Linked DNA regions of Homo sapiens: region 1 is linked to region 2. Evidence: read pairs that join two places in POLR2A ChIA-PET (ENCODE). Cell type or tissue: OCI-LY7. All regions are shown on one strand. Links, peaks and the distances in the headings refer to the core of each region. The heading gives the core; the rest is flanking DNA.

What was found. Peaks named below come from ENCODE experiments on the same cell type or tissue, not always from the same donor. Only the 100,000 strongest peaks of a DNase experiment are listed, where the experiment ranks them.
Region 1: POLR2A ChIA-PET joins it to region 2 with 5 read pairs; 2 of 35 experiments call an interaction of 5 or more read pairs at or near these places.

What each region holds. Positions count from the first base shown.
Region 1 is chr19:55,870,973-55,886,783 of GRCh38, forward strand. NLRP4 (NLR family pyrin domain containing 4) reads left to right here. Exons shown (of 10, transcript NM_134444.5): 7 at 1-25; 8 at 6,024-6,194; 9 at 7,822-7,992; 10 at 10,498-10,883. The coding sequence ends at 10,615. Among named protein-coding and RNA genes, the nearest start is that of NLRP4, 42 kb to the left of the region's middle. In OCI-LY7, for the core only: no CTCF peak of the experiment used is centred there; no DNase peak of the experiment used is centred there.
Region 2 is chr19:55,813,190-55,829,000 of GRCh38, forward strand. NLRP11 (NLR family pyrin domain containing 11) reads right to left here. Exons shown (of 10, transcript NM_001394894.2): 2 at 4,715-5,047. The coding sequence starts at 4,985. Among named protein-coding and RNA genes, the nearest start is that of NLRP11, 11 kb to the right of the region's middle. RefSeq lists enhancers at 5,657-5,746, 9,489-10,043. In OCI-LY7, for the core only: no CTCF peak of the experiment used is centred there; DNase peaks (open chromatin) are centred at 5,822, 6,212, 6,602 and 7,072; H3K4me3 peaks cover 3,946 bases; H3K27ac peaks cover 4,000 bases.

The sequences.
Region 1 (15,811 bases), core at 7,609-11,608, 61 kb after region 2:
CGGACTGCTGCCTGGATTCACTGTGGTAGGCTTTTTGCTGTTTCTTTGAAGACCAAGCCGTCTTTTCAAGGGCATGCACTGCTGAGAATGGGGCATCTGGAATTGAGGAAGGCTGTAGTGTCTGTGCCTGGGCATGTGAAGGTTTAAAAAATACTTGCTTCAGATTCTTGTCGAGACGTTCATGTAAACAAATCAGCACCCTGACTTCTGTGGCATGGATTTAATATGTTGCAAAGAGTTCTCCAGTGGCATATAGGTAGAGGACTGAGAGAGCCGGAATTAGGTCGGGACCTGAGGGGCAATTTCATGGCGAAGATGATATTTGGTGTGTGTTCTACAAAATGAATGCACTTCATCAGGTGCAAAAATAAAGCCAAAATTCCAGGTAGAAGGGTAAAACGTGAAGGTGGGAGATCCAAAAATACACGTGAGAATTAATGTGTGTAACAGAGAATGCTTTAGAAGAAGACAAAGGGTAGCATGAGATGAGCCAGAAAGGAGATGGTGAAAAGACTTAATTTCATGTTATCAAATAGAGAAATATCTGGGTAACCCCTGTAGCGGCGGTGGCAGTGTTTTTAGAATTACCAGTTAGGATAACATGTTGTTATGTATTTTCCCTGAAAAATACAGAGGCTTCTGAAATCTGGCAGCGTGATTTTTACCTAATCCATTAGGAAATCAGTTTAGGATTTTGTATTCCTCACTTGAAGAGTATGTTAAATAACATAACAAAAACACCAGATGCATTCTTTCTCTCCCAGTAGTGCGTTAGGCTATCTGGGCCAATCGTTGGCACTGAAAGACACCAAAAACATCAGATACAATATTAAGAAAAAATTTAAAAGCATCTAGAAGCTAAACAGAAATAATCTTTTTTTTTTTTTTTTGGAGACAGAAGAGTCTCGCTCTGTCAGCCCACGCTGAAGTACAGTGGCACAATCTCGGCTCACTGCAAGTGCTGCCTCCCGGGTTCACGCCATTCTCGTCTCAGCCTCCCAAGTAGCTGGGACTACAGGTGCCCGCCACCACGCCTGGCTAATTTTTTTGTATTTTTAGTAGAGACGGGGTTTCACTGTGCTAGCCAGGATGGTCTCAATCTCCTGATCTCGTGATCCGCCCGCCTCGGCCTCCCAAAGTGCTGGGATTACAGGCATGAGCCACCGTGCCCAGCCCAAACAGAAATATTCTTAAGTAGCAGGCTAAGTAGATAGCACTTAAGGCTATCCAAAACTCCTTAAGACGTATTAAAAAAACACAACATAACCTTAAACTAGTACTGAACAGATGCCTGAAAGAAACAAGAGCAAATTGTCTCAGGAGGTAGGTAATAGGATGACATGATCCTTGACCTCAGCTTATTCCTAAAAGGATTTTTTAAGGTCAGTAAATACCACACAGTTAAAATAACCCAACCCACAAGGAAATAAAGCTCATTGAGCCAAGGACAAGTCAAAATACAAACAGCTACCAAACTATCTAATTATCTATAAAGCTATTATACTTACTATGTTTACAGAAAAATAACAAGTTTGAATCTTAGGGAAAAGGAGATGAAATGAGCAAATAATACAACTAGAAATTATAAATATAATAACTGACTATATGGGGTGAATAGTAGATTAGACATAATTAAAGAAAAAATTAGTAAAATGGAAGATAGGTTACAATTACCTAGAAAGCAGCATGAAAACAGAAAAATAGGTAAATCATAGAAGAGGGTATAAGACTTAGATGATTAAGATGTTCTAACACACTTACTGGGAATCGCGGAAAGAGAAAATATTTTAAGAAGACTGAAATTTTTCTGTAACCAATGAAAGATTCCAATTCAGATTCAAGCATCCAAATAAGCGCTTAACAGGATAAATAGTGGAGAAACTGCAGAACACCAGATATAAAGATGTTGGTCTGTAAAGATTTAACAAGGGGCTGGGAGCTTGGGGCGGGGGAAAGTGATATCTACAAGAAAGGAGACAGACTTGGGTGAAGAGTAATAGTGGAAACCAGAGGGCAGTACAGTGAGATATTCAGTATGGCGGGGAGACGGGAGGGTGGATTGTCAACCTAGAATTCTATAGCCACCAAAAACTATCAAGAATGAGGATAAAAACACATTTTCAAATAAATACCAAGTTTCTTACCACCAGATCCTTCCTAAAAGTAATTCTAAAGACTGTTCCTTAGACAGAAGTAAATCATTCCAGATGGAAGAGAGATAGAGCAAAGAGAGGGGTAGATCTCTGGATAAATCTAAACAAAATGTGGATTGTGTATAAAAATAATACCATCTTGAAGATTTAATGGAAAAAATATACAACAGCCATAACAAAATATAAAGGGGTAAATTAAGGTGAATACTCAAATTAGCAGAAAAGAGGAGACAGAATGATTAAAAAATTCCCGATCCAAAAAAGAACAAGGAAACAAAAATTGAACAGGTAAGAAAATATGAAACAAGATATATATTTGAATTCAAATATGCTAGTAATTAAACGAACAGATTAAATGTTTCAGCTAAAAGATTGCCATATTAAAACGTAACTAATGTTTATAAGTTACTTATTAAAACGTGAGGTTGTGGTTGTACAACATTGTGAACTGTAGTAAGTGCCACTGAACTGTTCACTTTAATATAGTTAATCTTAAGTAAATTTTACCTCAATAAAATGATGAAAATGAAAGGATAGAAAAAAAGACCACGCAAATATTAAAAGGAAGCTTACGCAACTGTATGAATCAGACAAAATAGAATTTAAGACAAAGTATTATTCGGTTCATGCTAATTTTTAAATTATCTTCCTACTCAGTTGAACTTTAAATCTTACAAGGTGAACATAATTACTTCCCATATAGAGTCCAGGAATCTAAGAGAAATCATAATGGAAATTAGAACATATGTTGAAATGAAAAAGGAATATACTTTGCAACAAACTCAGATGGAGCTGTAGTGCATGTATATATTTTAAAAGGAATCTAAAGAATAATGAACTTAAGGATTTTTTTAATGGTAAAATAAACCCCCTAAAGGATGGAAGGAAATAAAAATAAGGACAGAAACTAATGAAACAAAAATCACAATGGAAAAGATCAGAAACCTGCAGGGTGGTTCTTGGAAAAAACAGTTTTTGTTAATGCCATCCTATAGAATATAATGCAAGCCACACATGTAATATTAAATTTTCAAGTAGCCATATTAAAAGTGATGTAATATTTGAAAGTAATTTTATAAGTAAATATTTGAAACTAATTTTAATAATATAGTTTATTTAGCCATATATCAAACATCACTTCAATATGTAATCAGTACAAAAAATTACTAATGAGAGATTTTACTTTTTTGTATTAACTCTCTAAGGTTCACTATGTATTTTATACTATGGCACATCTAGATTCAGACAAGCTACATTCCAAGTGCTCAGTGGTCACACGTGGCTGGCTATCACACTGAAGAGTGCAGGTCTATGTCAAGAATGGGAAAAGAAACATTACTACAGATGCTACAGATATTAAAAAGATTACATATGAGCAACTTTACACAATAAACTTGAAAATTTAGATATTTTCAAGACTCAATAAGCTTCTAAAATGATAGAACCTAAATGTACTCAAGACAAAAGAAAAATGAATCAGTCAAATCTTTTTATATAGAAAATTCCAGGCTTAGAAGCCTTCATTGGTGATTCTTACCAGACATTCAAAGAATAAATAATTCCACTCTTACATCAGCTTTTTCAGGATCAGAAGAGGAGAAACTCCCCACCATTTTTTGTGGCTAGCATAATCTTGATGCCAGAAACCAATAAGAATTTTATTGGTTGTAATATAATCCTTACAATTTTTGTAAGAAAGCAGAATTAAAGGCTAGTGTCATTCATGAAATGCAAAAACACTGAACAGAATATTAGCAAGCAGAATCCATAAATGTATTAAAAGAATAAACATAATGACTAAGTTGGGCTTATCCCCAAAATGTAAAGTTGCTTTAACATTAAAAAGATTAGTAAAAAAATCAATGTAAATCACTTTACTGGTTAAAAATAAAAATCATGATCTAAAATGCAGAAAAGTTTGAATTAAGACATACAATTCTTGAAAAACTATTTGGGAACTTCCTTGATGATCTAAAGAATATGTTCAAAAAAATCTAAAGCAAACATTTGTCTAATGATGAGAGAAAAGCTTTCTCTTCAATATCATGAAAAAGATAAGAACGGTGGCTATAATCACTTCTAGTCAACAGTGTCCTGAAAATCTTAGCAAATGCTTCAAGGTAAGAAAAACACTAAACCTGTAATCTTTGAAGAAACACCTAATTCTATACAGATGATTTGAATGTACATAGAAAAATCCAAGAAAATCTGTAGCTAAGTTATCAGAATTAGTCTAACAAGCTTGCTTGAAACAATATATCAAAAACAGTTACTGATATACCAACAAGAAGTAATAAGCTAGTGGAATTAAATAAAAGTACCTTTTACAGTAACATAAAAAAGAAATTACCTAGAAATAGCTACTGTGATATATGTGAGACTTTTATAGAGAATATGATCAAATTATGGTATAAAACAATGTTATATTCAAAGATTGAAATATTCAGTATCTAAAAAGTCAGTTTTCTGTAAGTTGAATTCATTTGCTTTCATGAAATCCCAGTGAAAATGCGATGTTTTTGTTTGGTGATTGAGTTGAACTTGAAAAGTAAATTTTAAAATGTGTATGGAACTTGCAAGAGGCCAAGAATACCTAAGAAACACCTAAAATATAAAAAGTGGGCCAGGCGCGGTGGCTCACGCCTGTAATCTCAGCACTTTGGGAGGCTCAGGTGGGTGGATCACCTGAGGTCAGGAGTTCAAGACCAGCTTGACCAACATAGTGAAACCCCGTCTCTACTGAAAAAAAAAAAAATACAGAATTAGCTGGGTATGATGGTGGATGCCTGTAATACCAGCTACTCAGGAGGCTGAGGCAGGAGAATCACCTGAACCCGTGAGGCAGAGGTTGCAGTGAGCTGAGATTGTGCCGTTGCATTCCAGCCTGGACAACAGGAGTGAAACTCCGTCTCAAATAAAAATAATGTAGGAACTCTTGCTCTAAATGTGTCATCTAAAGTTTTAGAAATTAAAAAAGCATGAGATTCACACAGGGATAAGCAGACAGACCAGAGACACAGAATAGAGATCTCAGAAACAGACTGATCCACGTGTGTTCAGATGTCGCATCATGGAATAGCGTATCACTGGTGCAGAGAGAGGATAGACCTCCAACAAACGATGCTGAGACAATTCAGTTGTCCCTCCATATCCATAGGAGGTTGGCTACAGATTTCCCCTGAGGAGTCCAAAATCTGTAGATGCTCAAGTTCCTAATGTAAAATGGCATAGTGTGTGTTTTGAGACAGTCTCTCACTTTGTCGCCCAGGCTGGAGTGCAGTGGTGCGATCTCAGCTCACTGCAATCTCTGCTTCCCGAGTTCAAGTGATTCTTGTGCCTCAACCTCCTGGGTAGCTGGGACTACAGGCACGCATCGCCATGCCCGGCTAATTTTTTGTATTTTTTGTGTTTTTTTTAGTAGAGATGAGGGTTTCACCATTTTGGCCAGGCTGGTCTGGAACTTCTGACCTCAGGTGATCCACCCACCTCAGCCTCCCGAACTGCTGGGATTACACGCATGAGCCACCGCATCTGGCCTATATAGTGTTTGCATATAATGTACAGGCATCTTCCCATAATACTGTAAATCATCTCTAAGTTACTGTGATATGTAATACAATGTAAATGTTGTGTGAACAGTTGTTATACTCTATTGGTTTTTTCGTTTGTATTTTTTAGTGTTGCGTGTTATGTGTTATTGTTTTAATTCTTCAATAATTTCAATCTGCCACTAGTTGAATCTGTGGATATGGAGGACTGACGGTGCCTATCCACATGAATGACAAAGGCTGTCGTGCTTTGGTGTCTCTTTTCCTGATATTAGACTGAGGTGTAATAGCCTTTAAGCATGGTACCCTTACTCCTTTGCAGTTTGGTAAAATGTTTTATCACTGCTGCTGGCTGTGAAGACCTCGCCTCTGCTCTCATCAGCAATCAAAACCTGAAGATTCTGCAAATTGGGTGCAATGAAATCGGAGATGTGGGTGTGCAGCTGTTGTGTCGGGCTCTGACGCATACGGATTGCCGCTTAGAGATTCTTGGGTGGGTATCGCCAAGCTCCTGGTTATGTTTTCATGAGTGGCAAAGACGGAAAATGGATGGGAAGAAAGAGAAAGATGAAAACTCCAACAGGACCACATAGCAGCTAGCTGTGGTTGCATCATGAACCAGTGTAAAACTTCAGGGCTTAAGGCAATGAGAAGTTAGATTGCTGCTGGCTCTGCTTGTCTGGGCAGGCGTCACTGACCTCAGCCAGGTGTGCTTAGGAAGCTGTGGTTAACTGAGGGATTGGCTGGTTTGGGTTGACCTTGCTATATGGTATGGAGGTTGGCTGGCTGGGTTGGCTGTCCCCTTGGGGATGACAGGTGTAACTGGGCCACGTCTCATTATCTAACTGGTTGGCCTGGGCTCATTGACATGGCATCTGTATCAGTTTGCCAGGGTTTAAAAAGTAGCATGGACTGGGTGGCTTAGGTAATGAATTTATCACTTCACGGTTATGGAGGCTGAAAGTCTGAGATCAAAGTGTCAGCAGAGTTGGCTCCTTCTGAAGGCCATGAGGGAGAATCTGCTTCAGGCCCTTCTTGTCTTGTCGATAACCATCTGTCTTCTCCCTGTGTCTTCATGTTCTCTTCCCTCTGTGTGTGTGTGTCTAAATTTCCTCTTATAAGAACACCAGTCATATGATTAGAATCCCCCCAGTGTCCTCATTTTAGCTTAATTGCCTCTATAAAGACCTTGTATCCAAATATGATCACATTTTGGGGTACTGGGGTTTAGGACTTCAACGTATAAATTTTGGCAGGGACAGAAATGAGCCCATAGCAGCATCTCAGGAGTTCAAGAGATGAAGTATAGAAAACATCCAAGATCACCAGGTGTGATAGCTTAGTCCTGCAGTCCCAGCACTAAAGGAGCCTGAGGCAAGCCAATAGCTTGAGGCTAGGAGTTCAAGAACAGGCTGGGCAACATGGTAAAACCCCATCTCCATAAAAATTAGCCAGGCGTGGTGCATGCCTGTAGCCCCAGTTACTCAGGAGGCTGAGGAAGGAAAATTGCTAGAACCCAGGAGGTCAAGGCTGCAATGAGCCATGATCATGCCACTGCACTTCAGCCGGGATGACAGAAACCCCATCTCCACAAAAATTAGCCCGCAGGCGTGGTGCATGCCTGTAGTCCCAGCTACTCAGGAGGCTGAGGCAGGAAAATTGCTAGAACCCAGCAGGTCAAGGCTGCAGTGAGCCATGGTCATGCTGCTGCACTTCAGCCAGGATGACAGAGACCCCATCTCCAAAGAAGAAAAACACCCAAAATGGTGGCTCAGAACTCTCCTAATCTTGCTTCCATTGTTATCTGAGACGGCTTCATACCTTTTTTTGGATAATATGTTATATTATCCAAAGCAAGGTATGAAGCCGGAAATAGACTCTGTTAGTGGAATGAGCTGCAAAGTCACATTGCTGTGGGCAGGGATACAGAGAAGAATGGACACTTATGGCTACTTTTACCACCTACCCACAGACGCGTGATCTGAGGTCGTAAACACTGGACTGTGAGAGATTGCACTTGAGGCAATGGGGTGTGCCTCAACTAGACGTCTAGCTCACATCCCATCCTACCTCCACCCTGAGGCTGGGGCCGCATCTTACCATGTGTCTTTTTATTGCAGGTTGGAAGAATGTGGGTTAACGAGCACCTGCTGTAAGGATCTCGCGTCTGTTCTCACCTGCAGTAAGACCCTGCAGCAGCTCAACCTGACCTTGAACACCTTGGACCACACAGGGGTGGTTGTACTCTGTGAGGCCCTGAGACACCCAGAGTGTGCCCTGCAGGTGCTCGGGTGAGCTGGGGTCTGTTGTGCTCTATGGGCAGAGTGCTCCGGGCTAAGAAGGGATTGGCTGGGACCTGCAGTGTAATCACGTTGCATTTAAAATGCAAATGATGTTCCTTGTCTCAGGGTTGTTGCAGGAGTAAGAACCAAGCAGGTGAGTATAAAACTCTTACCACAGTAAGTGGTGAACAGTGAATGTCCAACAAATGGAAACACTTGTGAAGTGGCCTCATTGTCTGGGGTAACACCCGAGGTTCATTGTCCCAGGGCCGTGGAGATCCAAGGACGCAGAGATCCAAGGACGCAGATACACAAAGAGTGAGGTTAAGAGCAGAAGTTTAATAGGCAAAAGAAAGAAGAGCTGTCTGCTACAGAGAGGGGTCTCGGAAAAATGGATTGCCCGATCCATGGTGAAATGCAGAGGGTTTTATAGACGAGCTGGTGGGAGGTGTGGTGTCTGATCTACATAGGGCATGAAAAACTGGTTAGGACCAGGTGTGCCGTTTGCATAGGGTGTGAATTTCTGGCAGCCCCCACCCCAGTCTTTTATTAAGCAGGCAGGTTCTCTGCCTGAGCTGCACTATGTTGCCCATTTCTTTCTTACTGTACCCATGCTAATAAAAAAGGGAAGATGGTGCTTCCATGGTGAACAGGCCTGGCCCCCAGGTAGCTCTTTTCACTGGCGCAGCTGCTGGCATTCCCCCCATGCAATCTTCGCGCTCCCTTATTTATGTTTGCAGCTCAGTTTTTCAGGATGCTCTTTGTTAGAAAAGAAATGATTTCTTGGGCTGGTTTTTGTTAGAAGGGAAGCTCTGCTGAGGACTTTTGCCCTCACTATCTGCCTAAATAATTTTTTACCTCCTATATCACTTATTATTATAATACAAATTATGATACATGTTTATATTTTAAATATTTATGTGTAAATACAAGTTATATGTATATTCATAAGTATAACATTTATAAATAGAAACTTATATAAACATAATTTATATTTTAATTTGTTATATTTATAATTACATATAATCCCACAAACATTATTTTACTAGATAACTATAGAGTCCTTAACATTTTTCTCATTCATTTTCCCCTACTGTTTTCAAACCAATATGAGATGAAGGTAATCATAGGCAGTTATTAGGCTGTTCATTTCCAGAAAAGGGAAATATAATGGGTTAAAACTGTTATAACTCTAACGCTAAAGAACATTCACTGATTTTTTTTTTTCCATTTTGTGAAGATACAGGTTTGTTTTCTTGAAGTCCATCCTTATAAATCTCCACCTGGAAAGGCTGAGTGCTTGGCATTGTTTCTTTCTCATTTTAATGTTTGCTAAAGATTCAGAATGTAGACTACCAAAGTAGACACGTGATTAAGGGGAAGGACTCAAATTGTCTGCATTCTGAGTCACGGAGGTCTGTGTTTGTCTCCTAGCCTTGCCATGTTTGGCCCTGTAAGCCAGGGTAAGGCATTTGTCCTCTTTGATTATCAGCCTCCTATCTACAAAATAGGGATGATTATTTGGCATGGTAATTATGAAAGTATGCATCAGATAATGTGATAACTATGGCAGAACTAAATAAGTGAGTTTTCATCTTCCTCCAGCCCCTACCATAGATAGTCTCACAAAGATGTGTATTAAGATACATAGTTGTGCTAAAGAACATAGCTTACCCCAACAGTGTGGGACAGTTGCACGCAAACAGATGCCAAATGGAGATGAGAGATATTATACGTAAAAGGAAGGACCAAGACACGGTGATACTTAATCCTTCTGATTCAAAGCAATGATACAACGTATGGGGGCTCCAGAAACAAATTGCTTGAATTTGTATCCAGACTACCACTTTCTGGTTTTGTGACCTTAACATTGTTCTCATTGTCTTCATCACAAGTCGGGACAATTATGCTACCTCATAAGGCAGTTGTGAACATTTAATGAGATAGGCATGTAAAAAGCCTTAGCAGAGGGCCAGGGCCCAGGTACTCGGATAATGGAAACTATTAACTTTATCTTTGAAAAAGTAAAAATAGCTTCAGTCTTTCTCCCTAACTCCCACTGACTTCTTGTTGCAAATCCAAATGTTTGTGTGGAGTTCATGCCTTCTATTACCAATTCTGGACATTTATTTATGTCCAGTGACATATTGGAGCCAGCTCCTACAAGCTGGTGAGAGCCACGTGTGTGTGTGTGTGTGTGTGTGTGTGTGTACCTGTCTTTGTAACTCTGTTTAGTGACAGCAAGTGGGCAGCTCAAAATTGGCCATGATTGCCTTGGAGAATTTACACCACAGAAATTGGCAAAGCTATAAATTGGGACTTTATTTATTTTCTGGGGATCCAGGGGTAACATTTATCAGCATACCGCTGCATTTGATGTGTATGTCTTTCCTCTTGGAGGTAACACCAGGGTTTCCTAGGCTTGTCCTGGGATGAATTAGGGAGAAAGATGAGCTGCAGAAAAGGGAAAAAGTATGTGAATTAAAAATAGAACCTCTTAAAATATTTTACCAGGCTGAGAAAAACTGATTTTGATGAGGAAACCCAGGCACTTCTGACGGCTGAGGAAGAGAGAAATCCTAACCTGACCATCACAGACGACTGTGACACAATCACAAGGGTAGAGATCTGATTGCGAGGAACCTGGGCTCTGACTCGAACACCTGCAAAGGACAGGGACTGGGACCGTTACTTACATGACACTGCACCCAGGAGATACAAATCATTGATACTCTGAGTTGTGAGATTTCTGGCACCCCATTCATAGATTTGATATGATACACGTGGTTTTTATGTGCTCTGTGGCCTTGGATGAGTCACTGAAAGGCCTTCATGGTCTCTCGGTCTCACAAGGACCTCTTAACCCCTCAATAAAGTGTTACATTTCTAAACATTGGAAATTCTTTTTTTGCCTTTTTTTATTTGTATAAATTTAAGGGGTACGAGTATGGTTTTGTTACATGTATATATTGTGTGGGAAAATCTGGGCTTTTAGTATACCTATCACACAGATAGTGTACATTGTACCCATTAGGTCAGTTCTCACCCTGCACCTCCCTCTCACCCTCCTGAGCCTCCAATGTCTACTATTCCACACTTTTTTTTTTTTTTTGAGATAGATTTTCGCTCTTGTTGCCCAGGCTGGAGTGCAATGGTGCAATCGCGGCTCACCACAACCTCCGCCTCCTGGGTTCAAGCGATTTCTCCTGCCTCAGCCTCCTGAGTAGCTGGGATTACAGGCATGCACCACCACGCCTGGCTAATTTTGTATTTTTTTTTTTTTTTTTTTAAGTAGAGATGGGGTTTCTCCATGTTGGTCAGGCTGGTCTTGAACTCCCGACCTCAGGTGATCCACCTGCCTCAGCCTTTCACAGTGGTGGGATTACAGGCGTGAGCCACTGCATCCAGCCACTCTTTATATATTATTTAGCTCTCACATACAAGTAAGAACATGCATTATTTGACTTAGTTTCTGAGTTATCTCACTTAAGATCATGGCTTGAGTTCCATCCATGTTGCTGCAAAAGACATGATTTTATTCTTTTTATGGCTGAATAGGATTCCACTGTCTATAAATCATGTTTTCTTGATCCACTCATCTGCTGGTGGACACTTATGTTGATCCCATGACTTTGCTATTGTGGAGAGTGCTCCAGTAAACACATGGATGCAGGTATCTTTTTAGTATGATTTCTCTTGCTTTGGATAGAACTCGGTAGTGAGGTTGCCGGACAAAATGGTAGCTCTATGTTTAGTTCTTTGGGAAATCTCCATACTGCCTGGAAAATCTTGAAACAGTGTTTGCTACTGATGAATGACTGGAATAGGAGTGCAGGTTGAAGAAACTGTGGCCCCCTCCCCGTGTTGACTTGGAAAGACGCTGGCCACACTGAAAGCACTAGAAAGGCTGGTCTGACTTGGGCACCCTTCTTTCTGCCAGTCCTACTAGGATTCCAGGTTGGGCTCCTGATCTGTTCTTGCCTGATGAAAGCACCTTTTTTATTGGTACATAATAGTGGTATATATTTTGGGGTTCATGTGAATGTTTGGGTAATTTCCATGGCATTGCTAATATTACCTCTCCTCACGGTCTTTGCCTCTCATATTCTTCCCCAAACTCCCCTCTGGCTCTCCTTTCCTCATTGGGCCTCTTGAGTTCTGAGGCTACCCTGTCTCCCCTACCTTTGAATAAAGATCTCTTGGGAGTGGGAGCTGAAAGGAAATTTTAGGAATGGGGGTATTTCACTTCTGAATTTTTTTTTTTTTTTTTTTGGAGACAGATCCTCGCTCTGTCACCCAGGCTAGATTGCAGTGGTGCGATCTTTGCCCACTGCACCCTCCACCTCCCGGGTTCAAGCAATTCTCCTGCCTCAGCCTCCCGAGTAGCTGGGATTACAGGCGCGTGCCACCACACATGGCTAATTTTACTATTTTTAGTAGAGACGGGGTTTCACCATGTTGGTCAGGCTGGTCTAGAACTCCTGACCTCATGATCTGTCCTCCTTGGCCTCCCAAAGTGCTGCAATTACAGGCGTGAGCCACCGTGCCCGGCCTCACTTCTGAACTTCTGTGCCACTGATTTAGGAGTGAAGATTGAGAAAATCAGCAACCTGAATGTCCATCAATGGGTGAATGGATAAACAAAATGTGGCATATAAATAAAATGAAATACTGAGTCTTCAAAAGGAAGGACATGCTGATATATGACACAACATAGATGAACCTTGAGGATATTATGCTAAATGAAATAAGCCAGTCACAAAAGAGCAAATACCGTACATTCTCCTTCTATGAGGTACTTACAGTAGCCAAATTCATAGAGGCAAAAAGTAAAATGTTGGCTACCAGAGGCCAGGGGAAGGAGGAGAAGATGGAGTTATTTAATGAGCATAGAGTTTGTTTTGCAAGATGGAAAAGTTCTGGAGATGGATGGTGGTGATGGTTGTAAAATGTGAGTGTGCTCAAGGCCACAGGGATGTACACTTTAAATGGGTTAAAATGGTAAAATTTTGTTACGCATGTTTTACCACAATAAAAAGAAAGTGGGGAGGCTGGGTGCAGTGGCTCATGCCTGTATTCCCAGCACTTTGGGAGGCCGAGGCAGGTGGATCACCTGAGGTCAGGAGTTTGAGACCAGCCTGACCAACGTGGAAAAATCCTGTCTTTATTAAAAATACAAAAAATTAGCCGGGCGTGGTGGTGGTGCATGCCTGGAATCCCAGCTACTCGGGAGGCTGAGGCAGGAGAATCGCTTGAACCCAGGAGGCAGAGGTTGCAGCAGGCAGAGATCATACCATTGCACTCCAGCCTGGGCAACAGGAGTGAAACTCCATCTCAAAAAAAGTGTGGAAAGAAAAATAACAAACAGGAAAATCTGGGAAGTCATTTAGTCTGTCATCTGTAAAGTGGTAATGATTAAGGACTATCTATTGCACCTGGGTGCAATAGACGTGATAAAATATAAAAGCAGCTTGAGGAACCAAAGAACCTATTCTCCAGCTACCTTAATTATGTTCATGAGATGTCCATTTCCACCCCCAGCAGGAACATTAACATTTTTCTCCTAACGGTTTTCCCTCCACTAAAAATACAGGTCAGTAGAAAAGAGGGAGAAGGAAGTGCTGATAGAGAACGGGTACTGAGCTGCCCAGCACAGTGGTTTACGCCTGTAATCCCAGCACCTCGGGAGGCCAAGTCAGGAGGATCGCTTGAGCCCAGGAGTTAGAGACCAGCTTGGGCAACATAGAGAGACCCTACCTCTACTATCTATCTATCTATCTATCTATCTATCTATCTATCTATCTATCTATCTATCTATATCTATCTAGAATTATTATTATTATTATTTTTTAATTATCTGGGCGTGGCGACTCATGCCTGTGGTCCCAGCTACTCAGGAGGCTGGGGAAGGAAGACCACTTGATCCTGGGAGGTTGAGGCCGCAGTGAGCCGCGATCACACCACTACACTCTAGTCTGGGTGACACAGCAAGGCACTGTCTGAAAAACTTTTTTTTTTTAATCACAAAAAAAGAGGTACTAAGCTATAAAAAGTCTAAGTTACAAGTAAAGAATCTTAATGACAGAATTGAAGGAGATTATTCACCCAAGAGCTATTAATACATTGACAGGTGCTTACCACAAGCTGAATATTTTATATGTTATTTCAATTCTTGCAAAATCTGAGGTTGATGCTATAAGACCCTTCTTGTAATGGGAAAATTGGCCTAAAGGGTACAAGTAACTGCTTCCAAGCTAAGAAGCTGTCACTCTGGCTGCCTTCACCCTGGGAATCCTTTTCCACCCAAGTTCATTATTCCTGGAATTCCATCTGTCTCTTCTTCAGTCCAAGGATCTCCTGGGCTGTTTCAGCACTCTACCACCTCTGTCTCTCATAACCTGAGCTGTGCACCAAGCTTGACTCACCTCAGCCACACATTAGTCCTGGGCACATCTAGCCAAGCTTTTAAGATTGCATGGTTGGCCGGGTGCAGTGGCTCACGCCTGTAATCCCAGCATTTTGGGAGGCTGAGGCAGGTGGATCATGAGGTCAGGAGTTCGAGACCAGCCTGGCCAACATGGTGAAACCCCGTCTCTACTAAAAATACAAAAATTAGCCGGACACGGTGGAACACACCTGTAGTCCCAGCTACTGAGGAGGCTGAGGCAGGAGAATCACTGGAACCCAGGAGGTGGAGGTTGCAGTGAGCTGAGATTGCACCATTGTGCTCCAGCCTGGGCAACAGAGCGAGACTGTCTTAAAAAAAAATTGCAAGGTGGTGGGTGAGGAAGTGAGTGTCAAAAAAGACAGCAAGCAGGGTGGGTAAAAGGAGAGGGAGGAAAGGTAAATGAAGCTGGAGACACAAATAATCCGTCTACCTTCCTCATAAGTATAGGCTTGAAGTTAGACAATTGGTCACAAGCTAATTGGTCTGTCTTGGTTCACGGGCTTCATAATTTGGAGGCAGCCTAGAAAAAAGTTCAGCAGTCAAGGTACACTGGAATCCCTTCTATCTCATCTCTTCTCTTTTCCTGAATCACCAATTACCCCTTCCAAACCCCCTCCAAGACCTATTATGGGCCCCCCCAGTCCTACAAAGTAACATTGGCCTGACTGTACAGTGGATTTGAAATCATCTGTCTACTCTAAAAAAATGTTGCTTTAAGATACTTTGATGTAATTGAATTCTAGGACAAACTTAGAAATTGTAGAATAACAACAAAAAAAATTCCTAAATTAGTAATTGAGTAGACTAAATATGATTGACTTGAGTATTGATTAGTAAATTGAAAATTTAGTAATTGAGAATTTGTGGATCAAGCATTAAACAGAGGATATCCCTGTGTTTTTGTCTGTTTTTTGAGATGAAGTCTCGCTCTGTCACCAGTCTGGAGTACAGTGGCGCGATCTCAGCTCACTGCAGCCTCTGCCTCCTGGGTTCAAGCAATTCTCCTGCCTCAGCCTCCTGAGTAGCTGGGACTACAGGTGCCTGCCACCATGCCCAGCTAATTTTTATATTTTTAGTAGAGACAGGGTTTCACCATGTTGGCCAGGATGGTCTCAATCTCTTGACCTTGTGATCTGCCCACCTCGGCCTCCTGAAGTGCTGGGATTACAGGTGTGAGCCACCATGCCAGGCCATCCCTGGTTTTTTGTTTGTTGTTGTTGTTTTTTTTCTCTGAGACAGAGTCTCGCTCTGTCACCAGGCTGGAATGCAGTGGCATGATCTCTGCTCACTGCAACCTCCACCTCCCGGGTTCAAGCAATTCCTCTGACTCAGCCTTCTGAGTAAGTGGGACTACAGGTGCGCACCACCACACCTGGCTAA
Region 2 (15,811 bases), core at 3,999-7,998:
TGGTGGCAGGCGCCTGTAATCCCAGCTACTCGGGAGGCTGAGACAGGAGAATCACTTGAACCAAGGAAGCAGAGGTTGCAGTGAGCCAAGATTGCACCACTGCACTCCAGCCTGGGAAAAAAAATTTTTTAAAGCAGAGGAAAGTTACAGGTCAAGTAGTTTCTTGACCTGTAGTTTCCTCTACCCTTTAATTACTTGACTTGTAGTTTCTTTCCCCACTGAAAATTTCAAGGCCCATCAGGCATCTACCAATTTCCTGTCCCAAATTCCAAAGCTCCATTTGAGTTTTGTTTTCCACTGGGAGCAGTCTATGTAAGTACTAAGACCTTTTGCAATTACTACTGCGATATGTCGAGCCATCCCAGAAGAGGTACTGGGTGAAGAAAGTGAAGAAAAGAAATCATATCTGATATTCTCTTAAATATCTGCAATTTGGAGAGAAGTAAACAGAGCAGGTGAGCATGTACCTCATGAGGAAGGGACAGCACAACAGTCTTGAGAATAAGATGATCAAGAGAAGCAGGAAGGATTTCTATTTTCTCAGGGCCCTGGGCAGAGGAGGAGGGGAAAGACATTGCAATGTCCATGGAAGTGAGAAACTCACTGAGTGGACTCAGCCCTGCTACTGACATTTAAAGGGTCACCATGGAGGACACAGCCATGGTCTCCAGGAAAGCCTTCTCTCAAACTTGGGTTCACTTCCCCCTCATTGAAACCCTCAGTAGATAGTGGTAAAAATGTAAAGGGTAATAAGAGATTACAACATGGCCTAGGAGGCATGTTCAGTAGACTTTACGCCAGACTGATATCAGTCTGTGGCCTGTTAGGGACTGGGCCCCACAGCCGATGGTGAGTGGTGAGTGACTGAGCACTCCTCTGTATTTACAGCCGCTCCCCATCGCTCACATTACCACCTGGGTTCTGCCTCCTGTCAGATCAGTGGGAGCATTGGATTCTCACAGAAGCGTGAACCCTATTGTGAACTGCACATAGGAGGGATATAGGTTGCACCCTCCTTATGAGAATCTAATGCCTGATGATCTGTCACTGCTTCCCATCACCCCCCAATGGGACTGTCTAGTGGCAGGAAAATGAGCTCAGGGCTCCCAGTGATTCTACATCATGGCGAGTTGTAGAATTATTTCATTATATATTACAATGTAATAGAAATAAAGTACATAATAAATGTAATACATTTGAATTATCCCCAAACCATCCATCTCCACCCCTTCTAGTCCATGGAAAAATTGTCTTCCGTGAAACTGGTGCCAAAAAGGTGCGGGACCACTGCTTTACACTATACCAGGACAAGCTATACATTTTGGACACAGTTGTCCATAAGCTTGAGCTAGATAAGAAAAGAGAAGTGAATGACAGGATAACCATGCAACTAAAAAAAAAATTACTAATTCTGGAAGAAAACACTCAAGGAAGGAAAACAAGTTTACCACCATGTCAAGGTACTTAAAGTGTAATTTTTAAAATATCTAAAATATGAAGTGAGGCATGGTTAGAGAAGATGGTAGACCAGAAGCTGGTAGTGTGCACCGCTCTCATGGAGAGAGAACAGAGCAGCAACACCAGCTTTTCAACTGGATTATCTAGGACACACGGGATTCATCAAGGAAGCCACACAACCCACGGAGAACAGAAGAGTGAGACAGGACAGCCACCAGCCCAGGACTGGCACACGGCCCAGGAAGGCTCCTGACCACAGGGAGATGGTGAGTGAGCAAGAGTCCCCACGGATTGTTATTTTACAGTGTATATCAAAACATCAAGTTGTACACCTTAAGTATACATAATTTGTATCTGTCAATTACATCACAATAAAGCCAGAAGCATGTAGGTATGGAAGGAAAAGGTCTAAGAAAAATGTATGGCCTCAAAATAGAGAACATAGACAGAAAGATCAAATTCAGGTTACAAAAAAAAATCCTTGTAATTATGGAGTATGTAAATATGGGTGACAAATGTTTTAAAAAGAACATTCATATGCACCCCTATTAAGCTTTTAAACTTTAAGGATAAAGAAATTATTCAGGAATTTAGCAAGAGGCTGGGCACGGTGGCTTATGCCTGTAGCCCCAGCACTTTGGGAGGCCGAGGCGGGCGGATCACCTGAGGTCAGGAGTTCAAGACCAGCCTGGCCAACATAGTGAAACCCCATCTCTACTAAAAACACAAAAATGAGCCGGGTGTGGTGGTGGGCACCCTTAATCCCAGCTACTCAGGAGGCTAAGTCAGGAGAATCACTCGAACCTAGGAGGTGGAGGTTGCAGTGAGCCGAGATTGTTCCATTGCATTCCAGCCTGGACAATGGAACAAGACTCCATCTCAAAAAAAAAAAAAAAAAGAATTTAGCAATAAACATGAAAAAGGAAAACAAATCTTAACAGGTTAACATTTCTCCAAACATATTCAGTGCCAGAAGACACAGAAGGAATTTATACAATATTAAAAAGGAGTGGCTGGAGAGTATTACGTCCAGTAAAGTTCCCATTTGTGTATAAAGACATGCAAAGAGTTTTAGACATAAAATTAAGGAGTTCACTAAGGAATTCACTCATGAATCCTTCTCAGAGGCAGAGATGGAGGAAGCAACAATGAAGTCCAGTTAACTAAGGCAATGAAATGAATTATTCATCACATCAGGGACAGGGGTATGTGATAAGCCAGGTATAGCTTTAAATATAGAAGAAGCCTAAACAAAAAGATACTTGTGATTGCCATCAATAGTCGAGGTTATGAGCCTTGACTCCATAAAGTATATATAAGCCATGGGTTGGAGGAGAATAGCAAAGGAAGGCCAGAAGCCTGTGAGTCATAACGATGAGTGAAGACATGCTATACTATTTAATTGGGAAGATACGAGTTTAACCAAGTAAATATTGTATAAAAGTTGTCTTCAATATTAGAGGAATTTGAGGACCAAACTACTTCTTCATTCTAAAGAAGATCTACTGTTCACCTATAAGACACATAGACTGAAAATAAGAGGGAGATATTCCATGCCATTGGAAGCCAAAGAAGAGGAGTAGCTATGCTTATATCAGACAAAACAGATTCCATGACAAAAACTATAATGAGACACAAAGAAGGTCATTATGTAATACAGGGGTTGATCTAGCAAGAGGATGTGACAACTGTAAATATATATGCATCCAACACTGGAGTCCTCAGTTTAGCTCTAATAATTGCTTTATGTAAGAGAGACTCTAACACAATTACAGCTGTAGACTTCAACATCCCATTTTAGTGTGGTATTCATGATCTTGGTAAGTTCTCTTAACCCCTCAGGTATTCAGGTTTTCAATTGGAATACATGATTTTATCTATTTTAGAGATGTTCGGGAGGGACTAAATGAGCCAATGATGACGACCTGCATAGGAGTGTACCCAAAATGTTAACCCTCCATGACGCTTACACAGAGTCCCCTACATTTCTGTAGCTGGGTCTTATGGTAGGAGCGTACCCGGTTGTTAACCCTCCATGATCTTTACACAGAGCCCCTACTTTTCTGTAGCTGGATCTTATGGTTCTAGGACAGAGCTCTCTGCTGGGAAATCTGCTCTAGCTCAAGTACTTTCTTTGAGTCTAATCCTTTGGCTGGCTACTTTCATATAAGCTGGTTTGCATAATAACAGAAAATAAAGGTAGGATCATAAAGCCACAAAATAGAACATGACCCATATCCAATCTATCCCTGGTCCTCATGTGATGTCCAGTTCTGAAGACTGGTTCTTTGGGGATGGAAAAGTCATGTATCAAAACCACCAAGCTAAACAATTCCATCAACAAGTGGACTAAGGACACAAATAGATGCTTCTCAAAAGAAGATACACAAATGGCCAGTATCTGATAGTCCTTGAAAAAATGAATATGAAAAAAATGCTCAACATCGCTAATGACCAGGGAAATGCAAATCAAAACCACAATGCAATCCCACCTTACTCCTGCAAGAATGGCCATGATAAAAAAAAATTTAAAAAATAGATGTTGGTATGGATGTGGTAAAAAGGGAACACTTTTACACTGCTGGTGGGAATGTAAACCACTATGAAAACCAGTGTGACTATTCCTTAAAGAACTAAAAGTAGAACGACCATTTGATCCAGCAATCCCACTACTGTGTATCTACCCAGAGGAAAACAAGTCATTATACAAAAACACATGCACACACATTTATAGTGGCACAATTCGCAATTGCAAAAATATGGAACCAGCCCAAATGCCCATCAATCAACAAGTGGATAAAGAAATTATGAACACACACACACACACACACAAATACTACTCAGTCATAAAGAGAAGCGAAATAATAGCATTTGCAGCAAGCTGGATGGGATTAGAGACCATTATTCTAAGTGAAGTAACTCGGGAGTGGAAAACCAAACATTGTATTTTCTCTTAAGTGGGAGCTAAGCTATGAGGATGCAAAGGCATAAGAATGATACATTGGACTACAGGGACTCGGCGGGAAGTGTGAGAGGGAGGTGAGGGATAAACGACTACACACTGGGTACAGTGTGCACTGCTCAGACGGTGGGGATGCCAAAGTTTTAGAAATCACCACTAAAGAACTTACTCATGTACTCAAATACCACCTGCTTCCCAGAAACCTATTTAGAAAAAAAAAAAAAAAAAGGCCCAACACCCAGCTTCCTGTGAAGTGCCCTGATTTCTGCCCACCCTTCTCGTGACCCCACTCACGGTTTCGTCTGCCAATGATCTTCCTACAAAGATCTTCCTTACGCATCATTGAAAATATGCTGAAGAGCATATTCCATATATACTGTCCCTCATAAGAGATTGGCAACACGTTAGCCAGTTCTTCTTTTGTCATCTGTATCAGTGGAAACTGTGGCAGTTTGAAATCAAGAATCTTGCGTGCCAGATACTTCTTAAAACTCTGAAATTCCTTGTCACTGAGATTCTCTAGATACCACAGCAGGTCAAAGTCAGTAGAATCCGATTCTGCCATCTTGCTTCTCCAGGGAAGGCAGACTTCAGAGAAGGGATTTTGAGGCACAAGAAATATGAGATCTAAAAATAGATGTGGAATCAGACAATCAAACCACACAGTAATGCCAATTCATCCAAAGCTAACATCCTAGACAATTCCTGTGGTGTGATAGAAGCTCCTTTCTGATAGGCCATCAACGATAAGTCTGAACTCTTTCTGTCTGGGTCAATGGCCTTGTCGACTGATCTTGGCAAATTTCTAGGTTCTGTTAAGGTGGAACATCAGTTGTGTTAAAAGGCAACATTCTTATGGTAAAAGTTATCCCTGATTAGCAAATAGCATATAGGTTGAGAATTGAGTATCATACAGAAACTTTGGAGGGGAGTGTTTCTTTTGAAATTGTCAACCCTATGCAGATTGGAAATCTAGACTTGTGGTCTCTTACAAGATATGCTGTTGTATATGAAACTCCTCTATGTTAGAATAATCTGTATAGCAATTGGCTGTATTTACAATGATTATACTCCTTGGAGGTATGTCATTGATACGTATAAGGACTCCTAATGAAGAGGCAACTGTTATAATAAGCAAACAGGCTGTTTGTGGTCTTGTATGCTGCTGAAAAGAAATCTAAGTTATGATGTACTCTGTTCTGTCTTGTTAGTATATAAATGAGCCAAAGACAGCCCCTAGGTTATTTTTTCACTCTAGGCTGAAATCTGTTAGCGCATAAAGCCCACTGGCTTCAGACTCAAGTTTTTTATACAACCAATTGTTTTAAACACAGCCCAAATAAGCAGATGTTTAGCCATGTAGAGCCTGCCCGCTTTGCATACCTCGCAGAACTGCTCCCAACATCTGCCAGCAATAGGTAAGTCCCCAGGGTCAAGATGACTGCAAGGTGCTACTGCCCTTTGGAGCTCTCGGACCCAGGAGATCTTCCTCCCCACTGTACTGAGTGGTATCGCCTACACACACACACACACACACACACACACACACACACACACACACACACACACACACACACACAGGTTGCCTCTTCAATTCTACCCCACCTCTGCAGGGGTTCCCCATCTTCCTGTCCTCCTGAGTAGGGACCCACACACTGTAGCCCCTGGCCAGGCTCCTGCTGTAAGAGACATGCCCCACACACAAACCTGTGAAAATGCCACCCAAAAAAGCATGTGTGCAACTGCCACCCCTTGGTTATCTTTTCCCTTGACCAATTTCTAAACCCCGTGAGCCTCCCACACCTGTCAGTTTCAATGTCAGTCTAATCCTGGTATCATTACACTCCGTCACGAGAAGTTGAGATTGCCGAGTTGTGACTAAAGAATCCATTCCAGAGCCTTGACCCAACACAGTCAAGGCTCTCAGAGTTTATGACAAAGGTAGAGAAAGAAGATCTGATCAGATATGAGTGGATGTGGATTGGCTAACATCTCCATGGTTTTACAGCAAATGCTTCGACACAGAGAACAAGGGATAAATAGTCCCTTTGGGGGCGAAAAAGAAAGTTGGAGAATGGCAGGTATCTGCTTGAGGCTAGACTGCTCGATCTCTAACCATGAAATAAACCTAACTAGATACTCAACCGTAACTAGGTTGTTGGGCGTAAAGAAACCGCCAGTGAAGCTGATAAGATGCACCAAATACAAGACAGAGTCACTGGTATTGTAGACACACTCAACAGTGATGCCTACCTGAAGGGAAGAAGTAGGCATATTAAGCTTGCAGACCTCATATACCAGGTACTATGTTAGAAGATAGAGCCACTGGGTTGGATCTGACTCCATCGTGGCCATGAAGTACATGGAAAGATACTCATGATCCCCCAATAAAGGGGTAAAAAAATGGGCATACTGACATGCACCTATGGTACCTGAGTTTTGCAGCATTGCTATGCCAATCCCCAGTGCCCAACAAGGTAAGAACTATGACACCCTCTTCCAGAACATTTTCATTTGCCCTAAAGGAGGACCTGCAACTAGTAAGCAGTCACTCCCTGTTTCCCTCTCCTCCCCTAAAGGAGCCTTTAAATGCATGGTTGAGCTGGCAGAAAAAACAATAAGGAAGTCACTGAGTTTCAGAAGGCACGCATGCACCCAGGGAGTCGCTTTCATGTTAGGTCAGGTGAAGTCGAGCAAACTTTGGCAGCCTAGAGCTCAGTTTTAGGAAATCATATACAATTTTAGGGCAAAGGAGAAGACAAACCCTGGGGCACATTGAGGTGGGAGGACAGATGAAAGGCCACCAGTCAGTGGCAGGGGATAGACAAATGAGAAGGTTAACTAGAAAATCCCACTGAACAGAGGGTGGTGGAATTCTTACTCTGCTCAGTATCGGGTCTGAGGAGGAAAGGGGAAGCAATCGCACCCTTTGAGTTCCTAAACCTAAGCTGGACTTCGGAGAGTAATCATCCCACAGCTTTTCGTCTCATGTATATTTTTGTATTCTGGACCTAAATGCACAAACATGCTAAGAAATCTTTCGAAAACTTAGTTTTTCAAAAATGTCTTAATCTCTCTTAACTCAGAAAAAAAGTCATTACCTGAATAAAATGGAATGTGAAGCCATAAAGATTGGTTTCTAGGTCTATATTTGCTGGACCTACAAAGATATTTATAATATACTATTGAGATAAAAAGCAGTGAATGGGACTGGTACCCTGACATATGTACATACAGGTGTCGTGTTGGCTGAAGCCAGGATTTCAGGGTGTACAGAAGAGAGTTAACATGACACGTCCGAAACTGCCATCTTTAGGATCTGCCTGCTACATTGGCCGTTGGCTAGCATCTGGAACCTGGATGTGGAAGGCACCCCCCACCCACATTCCCAGAGCTGATAAGAGTGGCTCACATGCCTTTATGGCTTGTACAGACAACATGGCTTATGCTGAAGCTTTGCTGTCCTTCTGGGAGCCTGGAAGCTTGCAATTTCCTTCCATCTAAGCAGTGAGCCAATTTTCTCGGCACTGTTTAATGCATATTTTGGAATATGCTAGGGAGAGGATGCCTATGTGACCAGCTCTCTCTCTCTCTCTCACACACACACACACACACACACACACACACACACACACACACACCCCAAGCACTGAGTTTGTAATGATCTTCCACAGCAGCCAATACCTCGTGTGTGTTTTTTATCACTTGCTGCTGGGGGAATTCCACATGTCCTGGGTGACTCTGCCGGGAGAGGACACTCGGGAGCCTGGTTTCCTCTGGATTTTGTCCCATGTGCCTCTTTGCTTTGCCGATTCTGCTTTGTAGCCCTCACTGTAATAAGTCACAGCTGTGAACAGGACTGTGCCCAGTCCCAAGTCATCCCACCTAACCCAACTAGGGGATGGCATTCAACACCTGACACACAGGGTAACAGGAAATAGCCTCACAACATTGAATGACGTCCTCCTAAACTCACCATCTCTTACCTTGCAGCAGGCAAACCCATTAACATTGTTAGTGATGGGAGAACCCATTAACATTGTTAGTGATGGGAGAACCCATTAACATTGTTAGTGATGGGAGAACCCATTAACATTGTTAGTGATGGGAGAACCCATTAACATTGTTAGTGATGGGAGAACCCATTAACATTGTTAGTGATGGGAGAACCCATTAACATTGTTAGTGATGGGAGAACTGCTTTCAGGTCTAATTACTCCCTTAAATGGAAGTCTCCATCAGGGCAGGACCACTGTTTCTCTTTCTCCCCAGTGTTCTCAGCCTCTGTATCCATAATTGACACTTAGCATATTTGCCAAGAGGTCAGTTCTTTTCGTGCTCATATGGTTAACAAGATTGCCTTAGTCAGCTGGGCACAGTGGCTCACGCCTGTAATCCCAGCACTTTGGGAGGCCGAGGTGGGTGGATCACCTGAGGTCAGGAGTCCGAGACTAGCCGGGCCATCATGATGAAACCCCATCTCTACTAAAAATACAAAAAAATTAGGCAAGCATGGTGGTGGTGGCTACCTGTAATCCCAGCTATTTGGAAGGCTGAGACAGGAGAATCACTTGAACCTGGGAGGCAGAGATTGCTGTGAGCTGAGATAGTGCCACTGCACCCCAGCCTGGGAAACAGAGCAAGACTCTGTCTCAAAAAGAAATAAAAAAAGATTGCCTTAGTCTCATTGGAATTTCTCTTCTCTCTCACCCTAAAATGATATCTTTACGTCATGACTGAAGATGTCAAAGAAAAATTTTAGAACTGAGGCTTAGAATTTTATCAGACTGCAGGGAGGAGCCAAGATGGCCGAATAGGAACAGCTCCGGTCTACAGCTCCCAGCGTGAGCAACGCAGAAGACGGGTGATTTCCGCATTTCCATCTGAGGTACCGGGTTCATCTCACTAGGGAGTGCCAGACAGTGGGCGCAGGTCAGTGGATGCGCGCACCGTGCGCGAGCCGAAGCAGGGCGAGGCATTGCCTCACCTGGGAAGCGCGAGGGGTCAGGGAGTTCCCTTTCCGAGTCAAAGAAAGGGGTGACGGACGCACCTGGAAAATCGGGTCACTCCCACCCGAATACTGCGCTTTTCTGACTGGCTTAAAAAACGGCGCACCATGAGACTATATCCCACACCTGGCTCGGAGGGTCCTATGCCCACGGAGTCTCGCTGATTGCTAGCACAGCAGTCTGAGATCAAACTGCAAGGCGGCAGCTAGGCTGGGGGAGGGGCGCCCGCCATTGCCCAGGCTTGATTAGGTAAACAAAGCAGCCAGGAAGCTGGAACTGGGGGGAGCCCACCACAGCTCAAGGAGGCCTGCCTGCCTCTATAGGCTCCACCTCTGGGGGCAGGGCACAGACAAACAAAAAGACAGCAGTAACCTCTGCAGACTTAAATGTCCCTGTCTGACAGCTTTGAAGAGAGCAGTGGTTCTCCCAGCACGCAGCTGGAGATCTGAGAACCAGCAGACTGCCTCCTCAAGTGGGTCCCTGACCCCTGACCCCCAAGCAGCCTAACTGGGAGGCACCCCCCAGCAGGAGCACACTGACACCTCACACGGCAGGGTATTCCAACAGACCTGCAGCTGAGGGTCCTGTCTGTTAGAAGGAAAACTAACAAACAGAAAGGACATCCACACCGAAAACCCATCTGTACATCACCATCATCAAAGACCAAAAGTAGATAAAACCACAAAGATGGGGAAAAAACAGAACAGAAAAACTGGAAACTCTAAAACGCAGAGTGTCTCTCCTCCTCCAAAGGAACGCAGTTCCTCCCCAGAAACGGAACAAAGCTGGATGGAGAATGACTTTGAGGAGCTGAGAGAAGAAGGCTTCAGACGATCAAATTACTCTGAGCTACGGGAGGACATTCAAACCAAAGGCAAAGAAGTTGAAAACTTTGAAAAAAATTTAGAAGAATGTATAACTAGAATAACCAATACAGAGAAGTGCTTAAAGGAGCTGATGGAGCTGAAAACCAAGGCTCGAGAACTACGTGAAGAATGCAGAAGCCTCAGGAGCCGATACGATCAACTGGAAGAAAGGGTATCAGCAATGGAAGACGAAATGAATGAAATGAAGCGAGAAGGGAAGTTTAGAGAAAAACAAATAAAAAGAAATGAGCAAAGCCTCCAAGAAATATGGGACTATGTGAAAAGACCAAATCTACGTCTGATTGGTGTACCTGAAAGTGATGGGGAGAATGGAACCAAGTTGGAAAACGCTCTGCAGGATATTATCCAGGAGAACTTCCCCAATCTAGCAAGGCAGGCCAACGTTCAGATTCAGGAAATACAGAGAACACCACAAAGATACTCCTCGAGAAGAGCAACTCCAAGACACATAATTGTCAGATTCACCAAAGTTGAAATGAAGGAAAAAATGTTAAGGGCAGCCAGAGAGAAAGGTCGGGTTACCCTCAAAGGGAAGCCCATCAGACTAACAGCAGATCTCTCGGCAGAAACCCTACAAGCCAGAAGAGAGTGGGGGCCAATATTCAACATTCTTAAAGAAAAGAATTTTCAACCCAGAATTTCATATCCACCCAAACTAAGCTTCATAAGTGAAGGAGAAATAAAACACTTTACAGACAAGCAAATGCTGAGAGATTTTGTCACCACCAGGCCTGCCCTAAAAGAGCTCCTGAAGGAAGCGCTAAACATGGAAAGGAACAACTGGTACCAGCCGCTGCAAAATCATGCCAAAATGTAAAGACCATCGAGACCAGGAAGAAACTGCATCAACTAATGAGCAAAATCACCAGCTAACATCATAATGACAGGATCAAATTCACACATAACAATATTAACTTTAAATGTAAATGGACTAAATTCTCCAATTAAAAGACACAGACTGGCAAATTGGATAAAGAGTCAAGACCCATCAGTGTGCTGTATTCAGGAAACCCATCTCATGTGCAGAGACACACATAGGCTCAAAATAAAAGGATGGAGGAAGATCTACCAAGCAAATGGAAAACAAAAAAAGGAAGGGGTTGCAATCCTAGTCTCTGATAAAACAGACTTTAAACCAACAAAGATCAAGAGACAAAGAAGGCCATTACATAATGGTAAAGGGATCAATTCAACAAGAAGAGCTAACTATCCTAAATATATATGCACCCAATACAGGAGCACCCAGATTCATAAAGCAAGTCCTGAGTGACCTACAAAGAGACTTACACTCCCACGCATTAATAATGGGAGACGTTAACACCCCACTGTCAACATTAGACAGATCAACGAGACAGAAAGTCAACAAGGATACCCAGGAATTGAACTCAGCTCTGCACCAAGCGGACCTAATAGACATCTACAGAACTCTCCACCCCAAATCAACAGAATATACATTTTTTTCAGCACCACACCACACCTATTCCAAAATTGACCACATAGTTGGAAGTAAAGCTCTCCTCAGCAAATGTAAAAGAACAGAAATTATAACAAACTATCTCTCAGACCACAGTGCAATCAAACTAGAACTCAGGATTAAGAATCTCACTCAAAGCCACTCAACTACATGGAAACTGAACAACCTGCTCCTGAATGACTACTGGGTACATAACGAAATGAAGGCAGAAATAAAGATGTTCTTTGAAACCAACGAGAACAAAGACACAACATACCAGAATCTCTGGGACGCATTCAAAGCAGTGTGTAGAGGGAAATTTATAGCACTAAATGCCCACAAGAGAAAGCAGGAAAGATCCAAAATTGACACCCTAACATCACAATTAAAAGAACTAGAAAAGCAAGAGCAAACACATTCAAAAGCTAGCAGAAGGCAAGAAATAACTAAAATCAGAGCAGAACTGAAGGAAATAGAGACACAAAAAACCCTTCAAAAAATCAATGAATCCAGGAGCTGGTTTTTTGAAAGGATCAACAAAATTGATAGACTGCTAGCAAGACTAATAAAGAAAAAAAGAGAGAAGAATCAAATAGACACAATAAAAAATGATAAAGGGGATATCACCACCGATCCCACAGAAATACAAACTACCATCAGAGAATACTACAAACACCTCTACGCAAATAAACTAGAAAATCTAGAAGAAATGGATAAATTCCTCGACACATACACTCTCCCAAGACTAAACCAGGAAGAAGTTGAATCTCTGAATAGACCAATAACAGGAGCTGAAATTGTGGCAATAATCAATAGTTTACCAACCAAAAAGAGTCCAGGACCAGATGGATTCACAGCCGAATTCTACCAGAGGTACAAGGAAGAACTGGTACCATTCCTTCTGAAACTATTCCAATCAATAGAAAAAGAGGGAATCCTCCCTAACTCATTTTATGAGGCCAGCATCATTCTGATACCAAAGCCGGGCAGAGACACAACCAAAAAAGAGAATTTTAGACCAATATCCTTGATCAACATTGATGCAAAAATCCTCAATAAAATACTGGCAAACCGAATCCAGCAGCACATCAAAAAGCTTATCCACCATGATCAAGTGGGCTTCATCCCTGGGATGCAAGGCTGGTTCAATATACGCAAATCAATAAATGTAATCCAGCATATAAACAGAGCCAAAGACAAAAACCACATGATTATCTCAATAGATGCAGAAAAAGCCTTTGACAAAATTCAACAACCCTTCATGCTAAAAACTCTCAATAAATTAGGTATTGATGGGACGTATTTCAAAATAATAAGAGCTATCTATGACAAACCCACAGCCAATATCATACTGAATGGGCAAAAACTGGAAGCATTCCCTTTGAAAACTGGCAAAAGACAGGGATGCCCTCTCTCACCACTCCTATTCAACATAGTGTTGGAAGTTCTGGCCAGGGCAATTAGGCAAGAGAAGGAAATAAAGGGTATCCAATTAGGAAAAGAGGAAGTCAAATTGTCCCTGTTTGCAGACGACATGATTGTATATCTAGAAAACCCCATTGTCTCAGCCCAAAAGCTCCTTAAGCTGATAAGCAACTTCAGCAAAGTCTCAGGATACAAAATCAATGTACAAAAATCACAAGCATTCTTATACACCAACAACAGACAAACAGAGAGCCAAATCATGAGTGAACTCCCATTCACAATTGCTTCAAAGAGAATAAAATACCTAGGAATCCAACTTACAAGGGATGTGAAGGACCTCTTCAAGGAGAACTACAAACCACTGCTCAAGGAAATAAAAGAGGATACAAACAAATGGAAGAACATTTCATGCTCATGGGTAGGAAGAATCAATATCGTGAAAATGGCCATACTGCCCAAGGTAATTTACAGATTCAATGCCATCCCCATCAAGCTACCAATGACTTTCTTCACAGAATTGGAAAAAACTACTTTAAAGTTCATATGGAACCAAAAAAGAGCCCGCATTGCCAAGTCAATCCTAAGCCAAAAGAACAAAGCTGGAGGCATCACACTACCTGATTTCAAACTATACTACAAGGCTACAGTAACCAAAACAGCATGGTACTGGTACCAAAACAGAGATATAGATCAATGGAACAGAACAGAGCCCTCAGAAATAATGCCGCATACCTACAACTATCTGGTATTTGACAAACCTGAGAAAAACAAGCAATGGGGAAAGGATTCCCTATTTAATAAATGGTGCTGGGAAAACTGGCTAGCCATATGTAGGAAGCTGAAACTGGATCCCTTCCTTACACCTTATACAAAAATCAATTCAAGATGGATTAAAGATTTAAACGTTAGACCTAAAACCATAAAAACCCTAGAAGAAAACCTAGGCATGACCATTCAGGACATAGGCATGGCCAAGGACTTCATGTCTAAAACACCAAAAGCAATGGCAACAAAAGCCAAAATTGACAAATGGGATCTAATTAAACTAAAGAGCTTCTGCACAGCAAAAGAAACTACCATCAGAGTCAACAGGCAACCTACAAAATGGGAGAAAATTTTCGCAACCTACTCATCTGACAAAGGGCTAATATCCAGAATCTACAATGAACTCAAACAAATTTACAAGAAAAAAACAAACAACCCCATCAAAAAGTGGGCAAAGGATATAAACAGACACTTCTCAAAAGAAGACATTTATGCAGCCAAAAAAAACATGAAAAAATGCTCATCATCACTGGCCATCAGAGAAATGCAAATCAAAACCACAATGAGATACCATCTCACACCAGTTAGAATGGTGATCATTAAAAAGTCAGGAAACAACAGGTGCTGGAGAGGATGTGGAGAAATAGGAACACTTTTACACTGTTGGTGGGACTGTAAAGTAGTTCATCCATTGTGGAAGTCAGTGTGGCGATTCCTCAGGGATCTAGAACTAGAAATACCATTTGACCCAGCCATCCCATTACTGGGTATATACCCAAATGACTATAAATCATGCTGCTATAAAGACACATGCACAAGTATGTTTACTGCGGCATTATTCACAATAGCAAAGACTTGGAACCAACCCAAATGTCCAACAATGATAGACTGGATTAAGAAAATGTGGCACATATACACCATGGAATACTATGCAGCCATAAAAAATGATGAGTTCATGTCCTTTGTAGGGACATGGATGAAATTGGAAATCATCATTCTCAGTAAACTATCACAAGAACAAAAAACCAAACACTGCATGTTCTCACTCATAGGTGGGAATTGAACAATGAGATCACATGGACACAGGAAAGGGAATATCACACTCTGGGGACTGTGGTGGGGTGGGGGGAAGGGGGAGGGAGAGCATTGGGAGATATACCTAATGCTAGATGACAAGTTAGTGGGTGCAGCGCACCAGCATGGCACATGTATACATATGTAACTAACCTGCACAATGTGCACATGTACCCTAAAACTTAAAGTATAATAATAAAAAAAAGAATTTTATCAGACTGCAAAGTTAGTAATGATGTCAATTAAAGTAGATCTGTACTTCTCATGGAGAATACTCATTGCAACAAATTTTAAATCCCAGGAGAGCTGCTATGTGTGCACATGTGTAAGGCCACTGCAGCCCCAATTAAGTATATCATAATTATGGTATCACAAATCCACACTGATACGAAATATGCATTAAATGGTGCTGAGAAATTTGGCTCATCACCTAGATGGAAGGAAAATGCAAGCTTTCCATCACTATACAAACAAAATTCAGTAAATAAGATTGGGTTGTATTTTTTAAGGAATGATTGGGACTTAATATTTAATTAAGAAATATTTAATCATGCCCTTGTTTCTGATTTTATACTTATAGAATAAGGAATGTTCCATAAGCTTTACGTGTCGTGACTCTGGGGCTTAATAAAAACAGATGTATATCTGACCTTTGAAGAAAAATATGTAGACAGGAGAGATGAAGATAACATAGAGAAGATTTTAAAGTTATTAAGAATTCTATTCACAATCATTGAGGAAATATCAATTAGATATAGAACTTGAAGAGACAAGAAGT